2 separate regions of the Homo sapiens genome follow, and region 2 is linked to region 1. Evidence: read pairs that join two places in POLR2A ChIA-PET (ENCODE). Cell type or tissue: A673. All regions are shown on one strand.

Region 1 (8,000 bases):
TTCAGGCACCCACCTGAGAAAATAAATAAAAATTATTTTCATGCCCCCTCCCTGCCTCCAGCAAAATTTCCTACAGACCTAACAGAGGTCTGTGGCCAGGAAACTTCAGTCCCAAGAAACGAAAGACCCCTAGGCTCATGTCCTGACAGCCTCGGTGACAAGCCTCAGCAGCCCTAGGGTCGCATACAGAACCTGCTCTTCTCCCTGTGGGGACGAGTCCTAGGAGCTGTATATGAAATACCCTTAGGCTGAGAAGTTACCGTTTCCTTCCCTGTCCTTCTCTGAACCTAGACAACATATCGGGGCTGCAGACTCATTAGCCTGGATACCATTAAACAAACATACCAAAGTATGTGTAAAGCCACCAGGTTACCTCTGTTCCCAACAAATGGAAGGGACCAAGTGACCTGGAAGGAGCTGGGAAGGAAATGAGGCAGTTCTAGCTGGCTTCCAGCCACCACACCAAGCCCCTCGAGGTGACCATAGCCACCTGCCACTTCTCCCGCAGACTCCTGGGCTGGGAAGCCCTAGACACACTGCTCACCTTTGACCTTGATACCAACACCTTCCAAATTCCACCAGGCAGCCAAGACCCACCAGAAGAAACGTCCAGGTGCGTGGATTTCAGAACACTCACAGGCAGCTGATCTTTCTAGAATGTTATTTATTAAAAATAGATTCTCTATCCTTCCCCTCACCCCTGCGAGCAAAGTGGCCTTTCCCAACATCTTTTCCCAAATGGATGAAACAGGTCTTGAGGACGCAGATGTGGCATTCTACATAAACTACAGGATCAGGCTTTTCTGGGACAGTGGGTCTGCTGGAGCCAAGAGTGGAACAGCACAAGACAACATCAGCAAACCCTGGCGCACCTAACCGCGGGCTGCCATGGATGCCGGGACGGACTGGAGTTCCTCCTGCTCCAGGTACAAGTCCACAAAGAGAGACCCAGCGGCCCAGCAGCAGCCTCCTGGGCACCACCAGAAAGCGATGTACTTAAGGGCCTCAGGCGGTCGAGAGGCAACGTGGCTTCCACATGTGTGGGAATGAGACTAAAAAGCTGGCTCAAAGCAAAATATGAACTTATAGGAAAGGAGGGCCCTGGACTGGGCAGGAAGAGAGAGACTCGTGGCAATTCTAGAGATGGCAGTGCCCAGCCATCAAGTTCTAAAGAGACCCATTTGGGAGTGACTCTGCCTTTAGCCAGGTTGAGCTCACAGACACACAGGCCCAGAGGCCGAATTCGCGGCCAGCTTCCAGGTGTGCCGGGGCCTCTCGTTGCTTTTAACAGTCCAGCCAGAGAGGGTTCAGTTAGTGAGAGTATCTTCCCATGATCAAACACAGATGCCCGAGTTTCTCTTCACTATTTCTTCCGCTTCAGTTTCATATCTTTTTTGTTCTTTGTCTCTCTGTTCTTCAACTTCTTGCTCTGTTTGGGTTCTTGTTTGGCCTCTAACTTCCTTTTCTTGTCACTAGAGAAAAATCAAAAATAGAAAGAATGAAATATGTACAGATCTGAACATCTGAGACTGCTTTAAGCTTGCTTTGCTTTGTCAAAAAGGGTTTCCACCGTCTGAAACTTGATGTAGGCCACCCAATTGGACATTAATGTTCTCTGCAAACCTATTAGGGGGCAGGCATTGTGCTGGGGCTGGGGACACACCATACAGACCAGCTCCTGCCCTGAGCCAGCTCTTAGTCTGTGGAAGAACAAATCTCGATCTTAACACCTGAAATCCGGGTTCTCCTCAGGGTGCAGTACACTCTGCTCCCCTCTCCCAAGACAGACCTAAGGCACCACAAGGATTCCCCACCACCACTCTCACCACTGCAGTGACTCTGGAAACTAGACATATTCATCCCAATGACCCTGAAGACAGTCCTTAATACAAGGCATGAGACTCCAAGGAAAACCCTGCCATACTTTCTGATGTGCTACTATTATTTTATTTTTCCTATATGAGAAGAAGAAAACCCAAACAACAGTAACTCAGGTGACACCCTGCGACCAGCCCCTGGATTCTTCATTGATATCCTGGCATAGGAATCACTCAGCAAACGGCCACCTGCCATTAAGAAACTTACAGGTTAAATTTTGCTCTGGGAACAAATACTTCCCTATAAGGAGACCGTGAAGAGTTCAGTCCAGAGACCATTAACATCATATGAATGAAGTACCTCTCAAAGGAAGAAAAAGAAAGGCCTCAGAGGACTTAATGATAGCTACCAGTATTTTTAGCTCACAAAGTTCAAGCTTTCACATTTACTCAGAGCCATCAAGCACATGAACAACCACACAACACTGGTTTGTTGGGCTCGAGAGGCTTCTCACTACCAGCAATGGCCAAACAAATGGCAGGAAAGGCCAAGCTCTGCAGAGTGAGGAGCTGAGGCCGTCTCCACAGCAAGCATGCTCCCCGGCCTTTTGTTCCAGTCAAAGCCACCGTGCTCAAGGCCAAAGCCATCATGGGCCCTGTGCTACATTTGCCATACTGTACAAAACAGAGACAGGTCACACTGACAGTGGGCTTCTGTGCTGCACCACAAAGCATCTGGGAAATGAGGCCGGCATCGATGCTGGATCCTTCAAGATGCCACAGTGACTAACGGAGACTCTGGAAGACAGTACCTGATTTCTGGGATCTATAGTTCCTAGAGACACAAGGTTTCCTCTTCCCGAATGTTTCCAAAATATAAGCTTTTAAGGAAACCAATAAATAGGGGATTGCCAAAATCTCACCCTCCCCATCAACCCCCAAATCAGCTGTGAAAGCCTCAATTCCAGTGGCTCTGGGCAGGGGAGGCCTCATTGTACTCCCAGGGAAAACTGATGAAGGTTCCAGCCTAAGTTATTTACAAATGCACCACTCTGCAGATAAGAAGCTTGGAGTGAAGATTTTCAAAGAGTGGTCTAGGGACTGCTGGGGTCCCTAAGACCCTTTCAGGTGTCCACAAGGTCAAAATGTATTTGGATTAGTATGAAAACAGTTATTTGCCTTTTTTCATTTTCATTCTCTCACAAATATTCAGTTTTCCAGAGAGTATAAGATATGACAGCAAAATAGTGTCAGTGAAGACACAGACATTAGTATCCGGCTGCCTTCTGTTAAGCCAGATATTGAAGAGATTTGCAAAAATGTAAATGTAAAACAATGCCACTCTTCTCACCAAAATTTTTATGAAAAAGAGTATTTTTCAAAACGACTGAGTCCGTTATTACTGTGAACAAATGAATTTTTTTTAAATTTCTCAGTTTTTCATTTATTTTCTTTTTAAAATTTTTTTGCAGAGACAGGGTCTGCTATGTTGCGCAGGTTGGTCTTGAACACCTGGGCTCAAGCGATCCTCCTACCTCGGCCTCCCAAAGTGCTGAGATTACAGGCGTGAGCCACTGCACCTGGCCAGTTTTTCATTTCTAATATGGGAAATTTCCATAGATATAACCAACAAAAGTCCTTTGGGGACCTTAATTGTTAAGAGATAAAGGAACTCAAAGACCCAAAACCTTGAGAACTGCTGGCTCAAAGGAAGGACAACGTAACAGTTAAACCTATGGCCTTGCAGTGGAGAAACCTGGACTTGATTCTGGCTCCGGCTCTCACTAGCTGTGTGCTTCTTGGGAACTTAACCCCTGAGAGCCTTGTTACTTCATCTTAAAGCAATGACAGTAATAAAACAGCCCCCTTATGCTGTCATCCTGAGGGCTGAATGATGAAAGCCCATAAGCAAGTCTCAGCCAGTGGCAGCTTCTGGACTGTTCCCTCAAGCCCTTCTCCATGACAGGCCCAGTGCCCTGGCATGGCTGACAAATACAAAGAGTGAAGAGATCCATGCCTAAGAGATGGCCCTCCTGGTCTGTGGGACATGCACTGCAAGGGTAATGGCCAGGGGACTCTCAAAGGGAAGAACCATGACTTTTCTGTCAAAGCTTTTGCTCCAACCTCCTATTTTCTAGTCAAAGTTAAAGAGAAGCAGAGAGGCCAGAATGCCTCTTCCGCCAGATGCACATCAGACCCTGGGCCCTCACCTTTTCAGGCTGATGATCGAGGCGTTCGGCCCAGCTTTGTTCAAAACTTCATTCCACTCTTCATCGTCCCCACGGATTATGTATCTAAAAAAAAGAAGGGAACTATCAAAGCCTGCTAGAAAGAAGAGGGGACTGCTTAAGAGAAAATAACGACAGTGACAACATTCTTATCAGACACTTCCTGTCATGAAAGCCAGGCTGAGCTGTGTCAGCATTTGAACAGCAGAAAGGACAGAGGGGACAAGCATGCAGGAGGGCCAAGAGACATGGTGCTTAGCTCTATGGATAGAAGCTCCACAGGAGCGAGGGTCACCAGGCCTGCTGGCAGGGGTCAGTGAGGACAGTCCTGCACAGAAGGCAGCCTGCCTGGCTCTTCCCACATGACTCTCATTAACATCCACCAAAGAAGCTTCCTGTCACCCCCACAATCTTCTCACTCACTCCCACCTCCAAGCATTTGTCCACAAGCCCTTGAACTGTGCCTCTCCCCTCCCTCCCTTCTCTTTCAGATTTAGCAGTCCTGGCAAATCAAGGTTTTGATATTGCAAAGCTGAGGGCAAAAACTAGAGCTCGATTCTCTGTCCAAGGACTCCTGGCCACCTCCACCTCACATACCCAGCAGCCACCATCACTAATGACCCAGAAACAGGACTACAGGTCACAGAGGCTCAGAGGCCATGAATTCTGGAGTTATTATTCACATCAATCCAGGCAGTGGAGGGAGAGGCAGCACCACTACAGCTGAAGCACAAAAGGGACTAGGATTCCCAGACGGTTTTAGAGCAAGGGGTGTTTTGCTTGTTTGGTTGGTTTTAGCAGTAGAATCCTTTCTTCAAACAAAGTCACACGTAAAAGCCAAATAGAGTAAGTAACCATTAAAGGGCCTGCTCATCCAATCGGCACCCCCACTCCTGGAAGGACCCGAGGTGTGACCTGGAGCCTTGGGGATCAGAGAGTGCAATGTGTAAGTCAAAGTGGCGGCACTAGTCTCCGGAACCCAACTCTTCCAAAATTATACAAACAGGCAATTAGAAGGTCAAATAGAACTGTTAGCATCCCTAAAACTGATCCCATGAAAGACACTTTCCAGGGCACGTGGGATATGATTAGAAGAAACGTGTAGGCAGATTCTTAGGGCCCCAGAAGCCAAGGCAAACCCTCTGCTTCCCACAAGCCTTACTCAGAGAGGTCCATGCTCTTCAGCTTCCCTACTTCCTTCTTGTGTTTCTCCTGAAATTCCTTTGCTGCTTCATCCTGTGGTTAAGGACCCATAAAGAGACTAAGTCAGAGTCAAGGATTGAACCAAACACAGGAAAAGGTGAAGCTGGGGTGGAATGGCACAATGATGAGAAAACATTTCCTTCTCTTCCATCTACCTGCAAAAACCTTGTAGGCAGCTTTGATTATTTTAAGGTAGCTCTGTTATAAACTATGCATTTAAGAAGTCACCAAAAAAGACAAAACATTTCCAACAGATGCTGGAATCCTACATTCACAACACACACACACAATCAGTGGGAGGCACAACTCTAGGCCTGTGTGTGCTCAGACAATGCTGGGTCCGTTTGTCCAATTAAACCTACAGAATAGCACTTAGCTCAATTAGTGCAGAGGACTCTTTCTAAAGGGGAAGGGGAAGACAGTCTGAATTCACAGCCTAAGGCAACTGATGGAAATGCTGGGACTCCCGAGGCCATGAGCAGGGACATACTAGGTCGTCACTGAGGGTCTTCATCGTGGGCTCCATGACCACATCCTTCGCTGCCACCATCTGCTCCTCAATGGCCTTTTCCTGAACTTCATTAAATAGCTACAAAAGACAACCAACAGAGAAGCAGAAGATGAAGGAGCAGCAGGGACCCAGTCACCCGTGACCCAGACACTTGGTGTCTTATAGAAAGGTGTGCATTTTGAAGACACAAAGCAACACTCTACAGTTTAGGAATGTGGATATTAGCGGGAAGAGCTGAAGAACACAGACTGGATATGTACCAAATTCCTAATAGGGATGCCTCTGGGAGAGGACACAGAACTTCACAGATTCTTTAGAGCTGAAGTCCTGTATTTGCGCGCGCACGTGTGTGTGTGTGTGTGTGTGTGTGTGTGTGTGTGTGTGTGTGATGTGTGATGAGATGCAGCAAACACAGCTAAATGCTAACATGTGTTCTGAAGTCCTGGATTTGTGTGTGTGTGTGTGTGTGTGTGTGACGAGATGCAGCAAACACAGCTAAATGCTAACATGTGTTCATCTCGGGAGCAGGGAGTGGGTTTGTTGCACTATTTGAGAGACATCAAGCCCCTGCCCTCAGGCTGAGGTTACCTTCACAACTTTGCGGATGATCCGGTTGAAAAGTCCCATCAACTGGCCCGAGGGCAGCTCAATCTCCTTTTCCAGCTGGTCCACAGACTTATGCTGCAGGCCAATCCCCAAGAGAAGAGCCTAAAGGATGGAAAATCTGCTGGGTGGGCCTCTAGGACACGCCCTTGCCCATTAAAATGGCGCCAAGAACCAGAGTACTCTCTTGACCAAAGCTATTGGTACAAAGGTAGACTAGCACTGTGTATATTGGCATCTTCTCTTTCATCCTGTTACTGAGACCACCAAGAAATGCTGTCTTCCTAAAATCCCCAAAGTAACTTTTATCCTGACAAATACCTGCTTCACAACTACATTAAAAGTTTGGGATGTTCCTGAACCTCTGCTAAGGTGGAGTTAAGTGTCAAGGCAACGTAGTGGGGTGGAAGCTGCAGCTCTCTCACTTTGTATGGCTGGACACATTACTCGACTTCAGAGCCCAGGTTTCCTGACCTGTAGAATGAGGATGCCACTACCCACCTATCAGATGTATGAGGAATTAAAGGCACACAATTATGTCCAAGTGCCCAACCCAACACCCAGCAAATGAACAGCTCCACAATCCTCGCTTCTCCTCCACGCAAGCAACAGATAGCATACCGACTGAGCCGCAGACAGGGCCAGGTCCCCCAGCTGGTTCAGGAAATAGATGCGAGAGATGGCCGGGATCATGTCCATGATGAGGTGATAGTCCACCATATTCCGTGAATACATCTCCAGCCGCTTCAGGTCATAGGGGAGGAAGAGTGCTTCCAGCTCCTCCCGGCTCAGGGCTGTCCATGGGATAGAGAGCTAGACAGGTTAGGTCACCCGGCGCCCTCATGAGATAGCACACAGCCCCCAGGCGGCACCCTAACACACAGGAGCATCTAACAGGGCCTGGCAGCCATACCACACAGCCCTGGCCCAGAGGGGCACCAAACCTGCTCCTGCCATAGAAGGGGCGGCTCCAGGCCACGTGTGGGGAGGGGACGGCTGCCACAGGACCCTTGCTCAGTTCCCATACTGAACACATGGACCAAGGAAAAGCTCCCTGTGGCCCAGGGTTAGGGGAACACAACTACACTCTTTCCCTGCTTTGTCACTTCATTTGGTGTCACAGAAAGTGTGTAAGCTCTGCCCAGCTCAAGATATACGGATTTCTCCATCAAAATATAATTGGCAAAAAAGTATATACACACACATATACACATATATGCATGCTATACCTAAATATTTATATATAAAATATGCAATAAAACTAATCTCTTACACATTTTTTGTTTTTTAAGTATTCAAACAATCTGTATGCACAAAGCACTTCTGTGTGCTGTTGGCTACAGAAGGCTAGCAGCATATTCTTATTACAATTTCATGAATCAGGAAACTAAACCTCAGAGATGGAGCACCTCACTCCCCTAGAGCACAGATGTAAATCGGCCTCCATAACCAACCAGCTACATGAACTAAATGGACACCTCTGACATTAAATTGCACAGCCAGAGTCTTACCATGAAAATGAAAGACAGCACAGCCTGGGACAGAGCAGGGGCCTGGCAAGCGGGTGGTGACCAGCGAGTGACTGCAGGCTAGAACCAGTCCCTCAATTTCCAGCCCAAACCCTTCCTAGGACACCAC
Region 2 (8,000 bases), 160 kb before region 1:
TTATTTAGTTGAGGTTTTGCTGACTCTTAATATTAAGAGTGAATATAATGATGTGGATTGATATTAGATAACATTACTGTGTCAGTATTAACTTTCTTGAGAATGGCAATGTGATATAGAAGAATGTCTTTTGTCTTAGGTGATACATGTTGAAATAGTGATAGAGGAAGCCATGTGTTTGCAACTTTCAAATTGTTCAGAAAATAAAAGATGTTAACAATTGGTGAGTCTAGGTAAAGGGTATATGAGTATTTATTGCACTATCCTTTCTATTTCTCTAAGTTTGAACATGTTCAGAATGAAGGTTTAGAGGGAGGAAAAAGTAAAATTCTACTCCCTTGTCCTCTCCTGTCTCTCTGAAGGTGGAAATCATCATGAATGAAATATATTAAGATATCAGATCTTTTGCCTCTGGTTCCCTTACTCCACACATTTCCTGTCAAGCTCCAAAGCCACCAGTGGAATGTTTATACAACGTGCAAGATGATTTTCTGCTAGGAAGGCGAAACCTCAATAATCGCCCCGTTGACTGGCTATTTCAGTTTGTTGGGAGGCCCATGTGGTGTTACTGCCCCTCTGGTGATGCTTCATGCATAGTGAATGTTTCAAACTGCAAGATTTTCCTCTTTGAGGAGAGAAGTGTGCCAGGTATCAGAGCGAATGTGTGCATGCGGGAGCAAGCCTGTCCTGTAAAACCATCGCTGTTTACACACTTAGGAAACTAACACTGCCAAGAATGAGCATATGGCATGCACAAGGTCTCTCAGGCATGTGTTGGTGGTTTAGTGTGGAGACCTAGCTTAATGTTTTGATTTAAACCTGGGGATGCAAGAGCCTCTTCTAGATCAAGTGTACTTATGTGGGGTCTTCATTCAGAGCCCATGTTTTCTTTAGCCTGAGATGTGTGCCCTGATGTGGAAGCTGCTTGTCCACATAGAAGCAGACACTGCTCTGAGGAGTATTACCTTGCTTAGGTATTAGGCTTGGATGTCAGCACAAATTGCATGTGGCCAAAATAACTCCTGAAAACACTTTGAGTGGTCCATGAATTACACTGACAGGCACCTGGGAACTGAGACTGGCAGAGGAAACACACATTCACTCTGGGTCTATGCCCTTGGAAGAGAGTGGCAGCCAAAACTCCTACACCATGTCAGCCAGGGCCTCTGTGGCTTTTGGGTGGTGAAGAGCCCTCTGCAGTGGACTGCCCGAGTTTGAATCCTGGCCCCACCACTCTTACCTATATGTCCATGGACAAACTATTTGACTCCTCTTAGTCTCTTTCCCTCCCCTCCCTTCCCCTCCATTTCCCTCCTCTCCTTCTCCTAGTCTTCTCTTTCTTTTCTCATGTGGTTTGTCTCCCCATATTGCCCAGGCTGGTCTCAAACTCCTGGGCTCAAGTGATCCACCTATCTTGGCTTCCTGAAGTGTTGGATTACAGGCGTGAGCCCCTATGCCTAGCCTCTGTGTCTGTTTTCATCTGTGAAATGTGAATGATACTTACCTCATGGGTTATTAGGAAGATTAAATCCATTCATTTGTAGGAAGCACTTGTGACAGTATTGGCACATAATTACTTTAATACAATAACTGCCAGGTGCAATGGCTTACACCTGTAATCCCAGCCCTTAGGGAGGCAGAGGCCGGAGAATAGCTTGAGCTCAGGAGTTCAAGGCCTGCCTGGGCAATATAGTGAGATCCTGTTCTCCATAAAAAGAAAAAATAAAGACAAAAAGAATACAATAATCTTTTATCCACAGAGCATATGTTGGACCTCTGATGGATGCCTGAAACTGCGATAGGACTGAGCTCTAGATATACCATGTTTTTTCCTATACACCAATGGGCAGATAGCATATACAGCATGGACCAGCTGGACAAAGGGATGATTCCGTCCTCAGCACCACAGAGCCGGACTGGGCAATATTTCATCATGCTACTCAGAGCGGCACTCGATTTAAAACTTAGGAATTGTTTATTTCTGTATATTTCCCATTTAATATTTCCAGACCATAGTTGACCTCAGGTAACTGAAACCAGAGAAAGTACCCATAGCTGAGGCCAGGCGTGGTGGCTTACACCTGTAATCCCAGCATTTTTGGAGGCCGAGACGGGTGGATTACCTGAGGTCAGAAGTTCGAGACCAGCCTGGCCAACATGGTGAAATCCCGTCTCTACTAAAAATACAAAAATTAGCTGGGCGAGGAGGCACACATCTGTAATCCCAACTACTCGGGAAGCTGAGGCAGGAAAATTGCTTGATCCCAGGAGACAGAGGCTGCAGTGAGCTGAGATCACGCCACTGCACTCCAGCCTGGCCTACAGAGCGAGACTCTGTCTCAAAAAAAAAAAAAAAAAAAAAAAAGCACCCATAGTTCTTTGTAGATAGGGGGACAGCTGTATAAGCATTTATTACTATTTTTTTTCATTTAAGTTAAATGCATTCAAAGTGTGGCTAACCTATAAAGGGTAAAAAGTGTGCATTAGAATTGGCAGTTAAAGAAAGAAAAATTGGATTTCTTCCTCCTGTGGGTGGAAACCTCTACGTGATGCTGCTCTTGTATTCCTTGCAATTGATTAAGAGTGCCTTAGATGTGGGAAAGCTGTTTCTGATCCTCTTATCAGAGTGTAAAGTAAAACATGCTTGACTGGTTAATAAAAACGGAAGACAGTTAGAAAACATTTGTAGGCTGTGCGATGGAGTGGTCCAGAATTGCAGCCAGTAGTTGGTGGGCTGGCCTGTGGCTGCTCTAGGAAGTGCTCAGCACAGGAAGTGACCTTTATATTTCTTCCTAGCCTTACTGTGGCTCTGTCTCTTGACCAATGAAGTGAGCTGACTACTGCCATCTTCCTAAGTACCATAAATCCAACAGCACCGTGGCAAGTGGGAGATGCTAATTGTGTGGTCTATTTGGTTCCTACCTGAGAAAGTGTTCTGTGGCCTCTGCCTAAAATCAAAGGCCTGAAGACAGGAATGTTGAGAAGGAAAGCCATCAGGAATCAATCTGCCAGAGCCAGGAAATTGGGCTGGAGGTGTCTTATCAGGTCCTTATCTTAACGCTGCCCTCCCAGTGAAGCACCAACTACCCTAGATAGAGGTTCCCATTTATAACTGGGGACTTTGCAGCCCCAGACTCCTGAGTAGCTCCCAATCCCCTGGTGAATCTGGGTAATGAACTAAACTGCTAGGAATGCCCCAGCTTCCCTTCTGACTGGGCCTTTGATTATGTCACCTAAGCCTACTACCCCTCGCAAGCGCTAAAGAGGTTGTGGTCTGGAGGGAGTGAGGCTCCTTAGCCTTAGCTGATCACAGGAACATCTTTTTTTGCTTGCTGCCCTTGAGGTATTTTTTAAAGCCACAAACACTGACTCATTCAAGGGCCACAGCCTCAATGACCAACAAACTGTTGAGAGAAATAGCAGGCCCAGGTCAACCCTTGATTTCAGGTCTTGGCAGTGTTTCTGGCTGCAGCCTGAGCCCCTCTGTGGTCTGGGGAATGAGCAGGCCTTCTCATACCAGAGGCTCAGGGCAAGAATTCCTGCTCTCAAGTTTCCCAAGTAGAGTATTCCTTGATGAATTTGAATCTGACCAGTCATGGATTTCAGATAGGAAGAGGTAAGAGTTTAATTTTAGTAGCAATGCTAGGGAAAGATTAAAATCCTGTCTACATATCATCTGAGAATGGTTAAATAAATCATAGCACTTGGATATGGTGAAATGTATGCAGCCCTCATTAAACATTACATCTTTGAAGGAAATGTAATAGCATAGGAAAATACTCATGAAATATCCAGTTGTGGTGGGGAAGAGGGTGGAGACAAGAAACTGTAGCTGTACTGTGGTCCAGTTCTGTAAAAGCATACACATACGTGAGGTGTAGAAATACACCAAAGTGTTACCTAGTGATTATCTTGGGGGTGTACACACACGTGATTTTTATCTTCTATGTATTTTCTAATATTTGCCAAATGTCATACCCTGACATGTATTATGTTTGTGATGTTTATTTTTTTTGACACAGGGTCTCACTCTGTTGCCCAGGCTAGAGTGCAGTGGCACCATCTTGGCCTCACTGCAGCCTAAACCTCTGGGCACAAGCGATCCTTTTGCTTTAGGCTGGAAAGTAGCTAGGACCACAGGCATACACCACCACACCCAGCTAATTTTTGTATTTTCTGTAGAGATGTAGTTTCATCCAATAATTGCCCAGGCTGGTCTCAAACTCTTGGGCTCAAGCCATCCTCCCGCCTTGGCATCCTAAGGTGTTGGGATTACAGGCATGAGCTGCTGCGTCTGGCCTATATTATGTTTAAATGTTTTATTATGTTAAGCCTCCCGTAGCAAGAGGAAACTGAAGTTTTGAATACTCAAAGGTGGATCCATCTCTGGGTCACAGGCAGAGGGAAATGCTAAAATGTGTTATTCAGAGAACAAAATTCAACAGCATTTATCTATTCTCTTCTTTCAGTGTTGAGGCTAGGCCTTCATGCTTTGTTGGTGGATCTGATTGCCCCAATTTATGTAAGCTCATTGTTTATGCTAGCTTTTTGTTTGGCAGGAAAATTACATATTCATCGATTTAGATTTTTTTAAAATCTTGTTTATAGTCAAGTGATCATTCGAAATATCTAGTTCAAGTACACAGGGCCTTATCTGCTATCCCAGGACCTGAAAACACAATTTTTTTTTAAATTCATTTAATGGCAAGATGATGTTCTTTGAAAAACACTAACTACGGGAAAGAAGGAAGCACTGTTTAGAAGCATGTGGGCAGCTCCCTTCTCTGACTTCCTTCCTAACTGCAAGTGACCCAGGTGGACCAAGATGCTGTCAGAGGCCTTCAAGGCTGAAATTCCATTTTCTCTAACAGCTTTGGGGCTGGAAGGCTAACCAGCCACAGAAATATCTGGCAATCGGACAGAGAGACATGAGACCACAAAGATGTTGATAAAGCTTCTTATCCTCTGCTTCCCCCAGCCTCCTCATTAATGGCAAAGATTAAAGACAATTATATCTACCCACGGGAACTAGATGGATCCTCCTCTGCCCTCCACACCAGCCCCCCAGTAAATTGGGTGGATGGATGTATAAGTAAGGTTAACCCAACTGGAAAGTAGTTTATGATTCACTTTCATTTCATGAAAAACAAATCCAAAATGCAGAGCAAAGGAAGGAAAACAAAAGGGGAAGCATTTACAGTCCTTAGTGGGTTGCTCCAACCTAAAACCCCTTCTCATTGGTTATCTTTATTGCGTACCAAGACTTCGAGCACCTCCCCCACCCCCCAGTTTTCTTTTTTTAAAAGAACAGAAGATGAAAACGCTATGAGATGTATGAGCTCTGATTATGCCCAATTACATTTGGCAAGCCTAAGACAAAAATTAATGGGACCAGATTATTCTTCTGTGTGAGATGTAGTATTGCCCAGCCTAACTATTTTAGCTCTTGCCATGCTGTAGATCGTCAAACAAATTAATAACATGCTAATGGGTGCCTTTCAGGCTTCTCGTTTATATTAATGAGTTCCACTCCATCCGATAACCAGTGATTTATAGCACTGGAACTTGCAGCCTGGCTCTATAGATTGTCTTTTGTCACTCTTTCTGGGGTGGAGCAGCCAGCCTAACAAGCTAAATGGTAGGGTTTTGTAATTGAATTCTAAAATGTGAAACGCCTGATGCAAGAACATTTCATTCTGATCATGGCTTTGGAAATTGAAAGGCCTTCAGTACGTCTCCCACTACCCAACGCTGAATGCAGTCTGATTTGGGTTTCCACAACTTGTGAAGCAAGGGTGTGACAAGATTCTTAATGGAGGGTATTCATGCTGAGCTAGCATGGCAGTTAGATTCAGCGGGCTGTAAAATAGCTCCTCTAAAGAAAACAATATATTCTTAAGAGCCATAAAAGAGAACCCTTCCTCACCTTGAAGGTATTCCCACCCCTCATCTTCCCCCCACCAAGCGTAGGAGGCAGAGAGCTCTGACTCTGTGCCAGGCACTGTGCTAACTACTTTATTCTTGACTCATTCAGTCCTCTGTGTGCCTTTATGAAGGAGGCAGCAGTGTTATTCCCATTTTACGGAGATGAAACTGGAGCACAAAGAGGTGAAGTAGCTGACCCATTCTGAGAGCTGCTAAGTGGTGGAGCAAGGCTGCCAGCCCAGGCAACACTCTGCTCCTTTCCGGCTCACCCGCTGCTTCTGGCTTTGTAGCCCTCTTATTTCTAATGTAAGAGGAGTGCAGATTGGGAGCCCCAGATGAGCAAACTCCAAATGCCTTGGCTATGAGGGCCCCGAGAGTAGTTGCTGTCAGTTGAGCCTGGGAAAAGAAAAGCCAGTTAGCAAATGAAAAAATCCGTCCTCCTGAAGGTTTCAGTGAGGGTTCATGTGCTGGTTTAAAATGTCCCATCAGGAGTGGTGGGCTGGCAGGCTCCTAATGGAGCAGGATGGGCCGAGCTGCCACCTCCAGCAGCCTGCAGCCTCCTTGGGCTTTGCAAACAACTGCCTTCATTGTTTTCTGGGAGGAGTATACTACCGTGGCTTTCCAAACACGCAGCTCCTCCAAATAAGGGAACCTGATACCCTTGGAGATCTTGGCTTAAACATCAGAGGAACGTCTTGCTTAAATGATTATTTTTTTAAAAAAAACCATCAATTTGGATTTCATTTTCTTTGGTCCATGACCATCGTGTATAGCCGTGTCCTAGAAATGATCCGAAGACAGCTTATTTTTCATAAGCAACAGTCTGGAAATTTAATTGATATGCCATTCCTGCCCCCCAGTCCAAACCCCTGCCCAGTCTATCCTTTTTACCTACTTTGACTTTGATTCTTTTAGTTCTTCCTATTTTACAATCACCAGCCATTCCAGAAAAACATCTGCTAAAAAGATCCGTTCCCTGTAGTGGGAATTAAGTACATATTTTAACTTCAGACAATTTTACTTAATGTTTTCTACATTGCATGGAGCAGAGGATTAATGCAGACGTCCCTGAAAAGCTCCTATGCAACCTTAAGCTGTGTCTTCAATCATTCAAACTGTTCAAGGGCTGGAATTTGAAAGAGGGTGAGGAAGTACCAAGAATGAAATTAGATAAGGGATCTTTATTAATTTAAACATCTATGCAGGCCCAGTTGTTCATAGGAAACACTGAACTCTTTTGCTTTTGTGTCCCCAAGCCCACCAGTTTTTTATGAGAAGATCACAAATAAAATGACTTTTAAAAGTAATGGGTTTAGGCTGGGTGCTGTTGCTCACACCTATAATCCTAGCACTTTGGGAGGCCGAGGCAGGCAGATCACTCGAGGCCGGGAGTTTGAGACCAGCCTGGCCAACATGGCAAAACCCCATCTCTACCAAAATACAAAAATTAGCCGGGCATGGTGTTCTGCGCCTGTAGTTCCAGCTACTGGGAAGGCTGAGGCACAAGAATCGTTTGAACCCAAGAGGTGGAGCTTGTAGTGAGCCGAGATCATGCCACTGCACACCAGCCTGGGCAACAGAGCGAGACTCTGTCCCAAAATAATTTTTTTTTTAATTTTTTTAAATTTAAAAGAAAAAAAGTAATTGGTTTAAAAAAAAAAAAAGAAACAAGATCATTCCTCACCCCTACCCCAGGTTTCTTTCTATAACTTTTTTGCATTTTGAAATTAGAAATTAAGGCCTTAGTTTTATGCTAAGGCTATGCCATGAATGATTGAGTCTGGTTGGTAATTGGCAATGAAATGTGGATATGTATTCTGTGGTGTGTATTGGAGTAGTTGATAGCCAAGAGTCCTGGGTCTGGTTCCATTTCATACTCACCAAGTGAGATCTTGGGCAAGTCAGTTTGGTTTCTCTGAGTGTCTTAGTCTGTTTATGCTGTTATAACAAAACACCTGAGACTGGGTAATTTATTTAAAAAAAAAAAAAAACAGACATTTATTTCTCACATTTCAGGAGGCTAGGAAGTCCAGGATCAAGGTGCCAGCTTGTTCAGTTGTCAAGTGAGGTCTGCA

What was found. Peaks named below come from ENCODE experiments on the same cell type or tissue, not always from the same donor. Only the 100,000 strongest peaks of a DNase experiment are listed, where the experiment ranks them.
Region 2: POLR2A ChIA-PET joins it to region 1 with 18 read pairs; 3 of 35 experiments call an interaction of 5 or more read pairs at or near these places.

The regions. Positions count from the first base shown.
Region 1 is chr11:34,139,556-34,147,555 of GRCh38, reverse strand. NAT10 (N-acetyltransferase 10) reads right to left here. Exons shown (of 29, transcript NM_024662.3): 24 at 6,984-7,156; 25 at 6,348-6,467; 26 at 5,739-5,837; 27 at 5,208-5,281; 28 at 4,028-4,111; 29 at 648-1,472. The coding sequence ends at 1,364. Among named protein-coding and RNA genes, the nearest start is that of NAT10, 38 kb to the right of the region's middle. RefSeq lists enhancers at 1,946-2,115, 2,346-2,585. In A673, no CTCF peak of the experiment used is centred here; no DNase peak of the experiment used is centred here; H3K27ac peaks cover 1,883 bases.
Region 2 is chr11:34,298,002-34,306,001 of GRCh38, reverse strand. All of the region lies in intron 1 of ABTB2 (ankyrin repeat and BTB domain containing 2), which reads left to right. Among named protein-coding and RNA genes, the nearest start is that of ABTB2, 56 kb to the left of the region's middle. In A673, no CTCF peak of the experiment used is centred here; a DNase peak (open chromatin) is centred at 5,647; H3K4me3 peaks cover 819 bases; H3K27ac peaks cover 915 bases.